2 separate regions of the Homo sapiens genome follow, and region 1 is linked to region 2. The links are chromatin contacts, found by Hi-C or POLR2A ChIA-PET in ENCODE. All regions are on one chromosome and are shown on one strand. Each heading gives the region's core, a stretch centred on a gene start or an enhancer-like site at or near the end of the contact. The rest is flanking DNA. Distances are from core to core; before and after follow the strand shown. Region 1 has its middle 140 kb from the start of CDCA7L. Region 2 holds the start of DNAH11 (dynein axonemal heavy chain 11).

The links. A loop is a pair of places that touch in the nucleus more often than their neighbours do. ChIA-PET counts read pairs that join two places held with the same protein, here RNA polymerase II (POLR2A). Pooled maps may share reads with other maps.
Region 1: a map of A673 shows a loop between it and region 2 (2.8-fold over the local background). The contact joins the enhancer-like site here to the promoter of DNAH11 in region 2. A Hi-C loop is called at or near these places in 1 of 168 maps with a recorded cell type or tissue (A673) and 5 of 50 pooled maps. POLR2A ChIA-PET finds 5 or more read pairs at or near these places in 1 of 52 experiments (WTC11).

What each region holds. Positions count from the first base shown.
Region 1 is chr7:22,081,275-22,084,846 of GRCh38, reverse strand. No RefSeq gene overlaps it. Among named protein-coding and RNA genes, the nearest start is that of CDCA7L, 140 kb to the right of the region's middle. RefSeq lists cis regulatory regions at 1,043, 3,044 and enhancers at 971-1,115, 2,972-3,116. Within about 2 kb of position 1,811, at least 32 of the 41 ENCODE cell types and tissues checked have a DNase peak (open chromatin) inside an H3K27ac peak, as active enhancers do.
Region 2 is chr7:21,541,070-21,544,445 of GRCh38, reverse strand. DNAH11 (dynein axonemal heavy chain 11) reads right to left here and starts at 1,407. Exons shown (of 82, transcript NM_001277115.2): 1 at 850-1,407. The coding sequence starts at 1,200. RefSeq lists a silencer at 1,486-1,535 and an enhancer at 1,584-2,085.

The sequences.
Region 1 (3,572 bases), core at 562-3,061, 540 kb before region 2:
ACGCAGATGCTGGGTGGGGCCAGAGCATCTGCCTTTCTAGCAAGTTCCAGGTCCTGCTGCTGGTACAACACCAGACTTTGAAAGCAGCTTTCCAAGCAGCTCTTGGACTTTCATGGCCATAAAAATCACCTGGGAAGTTTTGTTTGTTCATTTGAGCAGATCTTCTGGCCCATTCCAGAAGATTTGGATTTGGTAAATCCAAACAGGGCCCAGGAATCTGCATTGTAAACAAGCAAACCCAGTGATTCTCAGAGGATCAGTGGCCACCCTTTGAGAAAGAATGTATTTCCTGCTTCCCTGAAGACCGATGAGGTCCTCAGCTTTGATGGCACATTGGAACCACCCGGGAAAATTTCAGAAATTTGAAGCTGAACTGATGTCTGGGATTAACCCCGAAAGATTCTAATTTCAGGTAGTGTGGGGAGGGGGTGACCTGAGCCACTGGGTTTAAAGAAAATCTCATCAGGGTGACTCTAACATGTAGACAAATTTGAGAACCACCAGCACTGCTCAAAGTAATAAGCTACCAGAGGCTGGTGACCATATGCAAGATTCCGCAGCACTTAGGTAGCAGAGCCTGGGGGCCCCAGGAGTTCTAGTTCTTCCCCAGCACTCGATCAGAAAGGGTCCCCGTCATGACTAAGACCTTTTTCCAGCCCCAAAACCTGTACATTTTCCCAGACAACTCATCAAAATTAGCATACACTCATTCACTTATTCATTTATTCATGGACAAAATGGCCATGTGGAGGCCGGATGAACTGTGAGGGCACTGGGCCAGGTTGCCTGAATCTGACCCCAGCTTCGGCACTTGCTGGGAATGTGACACCGTGCACGTTCATTATGGGGTGCCTGGCTCTCCTTATTGGAAAACCTTACCTCCTAGGCTTCTTGTGAGGAATAAGTGAGTCACTGAAGATGGAGATCTTATAACATAGTAAGCTCTAAATTAGTGTGTTTTATAATCAATCATCGAAGAAATCTCTATCCAGCAGCTACCATGTGTCAGGCACGGGGTACAACGGAATAAAACACAAGGTCCCTTATCTAATTGAGCTGACAATCAGGAGAAGAAAGTGAAAATATATCATGTGAGGGTAATAAGTTACTGCGTTTCTCTCTCTGAACCCCTCAAATGCCCAGGGGCACGATAAGTGAGGGCAGCTGGACATCCTGTCCTGTGGGGTATCGCGGATGAGGGGTGTCGGTGAGGGAAGTGTGGCGGGTCAGGACGCCCGTTCACCAGTTCGCTGCTTTACTACCCGCCGCCTTCAAGCTGTCGGGTTAAACCTTTCCAAGAAGGCTCCCTTGAGCTCTCTCTCTCTCTTCCTCTTCCCCTTTGCTCCTTCCTTCTCTCCCTCCCGCAACTGCTCCCGGGGATATGTCCCACTGTCGCTAGTGTTTCAGTTTCTCCTGCAGGATTTCCGTATGGGGGTGGGGTGGGCTGGGCTGCAGCGGGGCGGGGCGTAGGAGCACACATCATGGGGCTGCAGCGGTGGCAGGAGCTCCGTCCGCAGGGCCTGTCTGACGGAGAATGGAGCGGATTGAAGGTCGCATCTTTTCTCTTCGAACTCTGAAGGCATCTCCCAGCCGGCACTGGGGGCGCTGGCCCCTTGATTTCCTAAAAGACAACCAGTCCCCCTGCGAGACCTCGCTGGCCATTCCCGCAGCCTCCCCTCTGGCAGCGCACGGTGGTCACGGGCGGGGGGTGGGGGCCGGAGAATGGCCCCAGGCCACTCCCCCCGCCGCGCTGGGTTGCTGTGCAGCGCGGTTCCGCGGGGCCTCGGCAGGTGTCGCTGTGGTCTGGGGAGTGAGCGTCTGCGAGTCCCCGGGAGGCTGGGCGCCGCCTGACGCGGTGTTGGGGGACCGGAGTGCTGAAGAGCAAACCGAGCCTTAGGCAACCGCAGTTCCCAGACAGAGACTGTTCCTGTTGCGGTGGAGGCAGGGGGCCTTTTGGTGAAGCAGGGAGAAACCTGGATTTGACTCTTCCCGGTCCGGTGGGATCCCAGGTGCCGCTGCTCCCTCGACCTACTTGGAGCTGGCAGGTGGATGGTTCTCGAAAGGCAGTGTGATCCCAGGGATGCAGATCCTGCGTCTCCACCCTGGAGTTTCTGATTAGGAACTAGTGGGTCGAGGCCCAGGAATTTGCAGCTTTAGCGCCTCTTCTGTCACAACGGGTGCAGTTCTTGCTTAGAAAAACACTAAATCAGAAAATCAATCAGATTAAGTCAATTTGCTGGAGGTTTTCCCAAACATCTGTGTTCTAGTTCAAAATATGTTTCATCGGGTAATTAGGAAATTACATTCGTAATTTTACCTCTGAGAAGGGCAGAAAGTGGCCATTCTCACTCCTGATCCTATAGCTCACTCCCCCTCATCTCAGCAGCGTCTGCTGTCCACTCATTCAGGCCTCCACTCAAATGTCATTTCCGGATAATCTTTTCTGATCACACTACCCAAGAAAAGCGCTCCCTCTCCACAATTCCCACCATCTTATATTATTGTTATGTATAACACTCATCAATATCTAAAAATGTTGTCACCCATTGTCCTTTTAAGTTCTTCCCTCTAATAAGGACTTTTTGGTCACATTTAGGTTTTCTAAAAAATGAAAATAATCACCTCTAATAACGAAACAATGACCGTGTTGCAATTGAAAGGCAAGTCCTATAGTCAAAATTTCAGTGTTGACTTTAAATTGAGGCACATCTTCCTCGCCTTGATCTTGAGTCTTGGGGGTGGGGTTTAGACAGGGAAGGGGTCCCGGTAGCTTCTCCTCTCCTTCTGTCCTTGGCCCTGTCCTCCTCCTTTCCCTTCTTGCTTTCCCAGGTTTCTGACTTTTCCAGAAGGCAGCCCAGGGTGGGAGCACTGGTGACAAAGCTGGAAAGTTCTGCCCTTCAGTGGTGACCCCACACTAGCACTTGCTGGTTGTGGTTACCTGCAAGAACTCCGATAACAAAAAAGTATTATGGTGCTGCAAAAGTAATTGCTGTTTTGGCCTTTAAAAGTAATGGGCAAATCGCAAATACTTTTGCATCAACGTAATACTAAAGATCTGCCACATGCAGCAAGTGCCAGTGTTGGGTCACGGGAGTACATACTCTTCCCTGTGTAGTCCTTTCACGGGGAGTGTGAACTCTCAGGGGGAAAGGCTTGGGGAACTGAGTCCTTCCTTACCTCCCTCAGCCCCTAGAAATGTAGTCATCCTCCAGCCAAGACCACTCCAGTTACTCCTGGCTATCTTCCCAGACAGGACCCAAGGTGACCCTACAAAAATTCTTCCTCTCCTGTGTTCCCTCCCCACTCTGGTTCACAGAAAATATTCATGCAATCTTGTCCAGGCTGGGTTTGCAGACCAGCCCCCGAGTCGCCCATCCCTTGGATTTATCACTGTGGGCCAGTGTGTTGTGTCCCCTAAGCACAGGACATCCAGAGTAAGCCCTTAGAGTAATCTTACTGAAGCTTCTTTAAGTGTCTGGGCTTTCCCTGGTGGGAGGTAGAGGAGGTAGGAGCCACAGCACAGTTGCAGCTTCTTCTGAAGAAATCTGCCTACTCTCAACCTCAGAACCATT
Region 2 (3,376 bases), core at 158-2,657:
TTTTTTAAAGTTACAATTAGGAGAGTCCTAAAACAAAAGAATTCAAAATTCACAATACCATAAGGCAGCCTTCCTATTACTCTTTCTTCTCTGAGATCCTATTTCCCAACTATTACAATGACCACACCTAGTGATAAAACGACATAACATGTTAAACTGAGCATTGCGCTACTTAAAAATTGTGAATCTTGCTCCAAACTCATCATACTTGAAAAATACTAAATACAAGTGCTGTACGTTAGGTGATACGTTAACCTTTTAGTGGACAAATCATCGAAATTCAAAAAGAAAAGGAAGAAAAAGAAGAAAGGAGGGAACTGTTCCCTCTAAATGTTCAGTAAACACCCATGTGTGCGGAGATTGCAGGGGCCTTCCTTTTTAAGGACTTAATGTTTTTGCCTGGGGTGAAGTGTTGTTGGCACGTAATCAAAATACGTGACGAGTTACATGCGCTCTGCCAAACACCCCATTTTTTAAAGGATGTGACTCCAGAGTGACCCAAGAGCAACTGAAACGCAAGTTTTTTGGCACAGAAAGCCCACCTGGCGCCTAACACCCAAGCAGCTAAAGAAAGCGCTGGTGTTCTTGGGTTATCCTGGTCGAACAGGCTCAACGCGGGATTCTCGGTCAGATACAAACTGCTGACTTAGGAAACTAACCTGCAGCTGCTGAACTGCAGAGTGGGTGCACGTGGGGAGGAGTCCTGCGGGCCTCAGGATGGGGACTTCAAGCCAAGTTTGTTAAAGTGCCCGAGTGAGCGCCCCGCGGGAATCCAAAGGGGAGCGACTGGGCTGTCTCCCCTGGGTAGTTTTGTTGGATGGGCAGGTCCCCTTGCCCGTCGCCTCTTACCTCCTGGGAAGCCGCAAGGCGCCCCGAGGCGGCGAAGCTAAACACAAGGCAAGCCGGGCTGGTGCTTTCCAGAAACTCCCCAAGAACCTGCCGGTTGTCCTCGCTTTCCAAATACTGGCTCCATTTCTCCTCCGTGAACCCCAGCATCATCGCCAGGCGGCCGCCGAGGAAGCGCACCCGCGCGTCTTGGGCGAAACTCCGCGCTCTCCTGGCCGCCGCCTCCTCCTCGTTCTCCTCCTCCTCCTCGAGCTCCACAGCGCCCACTGCCTCCAGGCCGGCCCCCGAGGTTAGGCGAAGGGTCGGGGCTTCTCTGAAGTCTCGCGCCTCCCGGGCTGCCACCTGGGCTGCCATTGGGCAACCGTCCGAGGGAACGCGAGGCCGGCTGGCTCCTCACCCGAGACTCTGGGCCCCCCGAAGTGAGCGAGGACACCTCCGCAGGCGCCCACCCTCCTCCGCGGTCGCCGCGAGCGCAGACCCTAGTCTCCCACCTGCTGCTACTTAGCAGCCGCGCCACTGCGCACAGCTGTAGCCTCGCAGGCCGAAGCGAAGGCCTGGGACAAGCAGCGCGTCCCGTTTCCCGGGGGACGGTGTCCCCGCCCCAGCCCGCTGGGGGCGGAGTGAGCGCACCGCGCCACCGCCCAGTATACGCCAAGGCCAAGGCCGAGGGGAGAGGCCCTCGGGCTCTAGGTCCCGAACACGGCCGAGAAGCCGCGTGTCCGGGGTGGGTCTGAGCCCCCAGTGCGCTCGCTCCACTGCCCTCCGGCTCCTTCGCCTACTGGACACTTGGTGGAGATCCCAGCATTGGTTAAGTGCTCTGGATGAAGCAATGCTCTCTTGTGCCAAGGTCCGTGCTAATCTCTTACCTTGACTAGTTGACATAATCCGTAGAAAGCCAAGTCTCTGACTGGTCAGTCTTTGTTTTATGGGCAAGGAACTAAGTTACAAAAATAAGTAACAGAGAAGTTTCGGGGCCCAAGTTGAAGGCTGTTATTCACCTTTCCCAAGGTGTCCAAATATTACCAGAAGAGAGCCAGTCCTGCAATTCAACTTTCCTAGTTGTGGGAATCCAAGATCTAAGTATTCGAAGTCCTCCTGATTGCCATCCTCAACCTGAAACTTACTGGAACTTCAGTACACCCAGTAAGAGAACGCACAGTGCCCTTTCGTGATCTCCAAAATGTTCCGAAAATCTATAGATTTATCATTTAATTCAAGAGTAAAAAGGTCAAAGAGAAAAAGCTTCAGATTAAAAACAGTTTCATGATACTGAAATAGGATTTCACTGCGGTCCATTAGTGGCTTTCGTTGAGACTCTTATGGAAATTCTAATTATTAAAGCAACCAGAATTTTGAGGAGGAGTCCTCAACTAAACTTTTAAGTCTCCTTTGTTAATTGTTTATTTCAAACTAAAGTCTTCAATCCCCACCCCTTCCATGGGGGCTACTGAAGGACTGTTGCCCACAATAATCCATTTAATACCTGAATGTTGACAGACATTTCCAGAAGATGAGGCTTCAACAATTTTTTTCTTTGCAGGATATTAACTGCCCCTGAAAACCATCGACAAGTTTCCAGTTATGTGATCAGAATCTTGAAATAACACAGGGCCTTGGAAAACTTTGATAATGACTTCTAACCTGTCAAGGCTGCTTTATATTGTCCATAATAATCTTTGGGGCTCCCAGTTGCTGGTATACAAGGCTGGCAATCACCAGTTCCTTCTCTCCCCTCTTATATTCCAGCTTCACATCCCTGTAACCTAGAAAACCGGGAATTCTGTAAATAATAGTTGAATTAAATTGAAAGTGAATAACCACTTTCAAATCTAGCAGGAAAATTTTTTAAATGATGCTAACTTTAAAGTGCAATTTCCAAAAAGTTAACTATGTAACTCGAAATATAAGATGAAGATATGTCAAAGATTGATTTAACTCATAAATGAGGAAAGCAACAAAATGATGTAAGTTCCAAGGACAGTTCGAGAAAGAAATTTAGCAGCATTGGAGGAAGACAGGATGAGTCAGCTTGCTAGGTTCAAAACAACACTCACTAATGTCATACAGGGCAAAATAATCCTTTGTTTTTTAAAAAATAATTTGTTTTTCCAAAATAAATTACATCTGTATTGAACAAAAATCTGTAAATAAAAACGTAACTTCAGAGTTTGAGACTTCGATCAGTAGTAGTTAATGAGTCCAAAAAAGATACTTTTCCCTAAATAATTAATAATCCTTTCATTGGCCGGTGAAGCAGTGTTTCAATGTGACAGTGAATGAACATGGCTTTACCTTGTTCCCAAGTTTTATGTATTTTTTCTCAATAATAATAGCTAACATTGATCAAGTACCAATTATGTGCCATGTGCTGTGCTGAGTTCATTCATTTGTCTAACAAATCTTTACTGAATGCCTACTAAGTGCCAAGCACTGTTCTAGGTGCTGGGAAATATAACAGAAAACAAAACAGATTAAGTTTCTACCCTCATATTGGAGATACAGGCTAGATTTCTACTGAATAGAGTGGAGC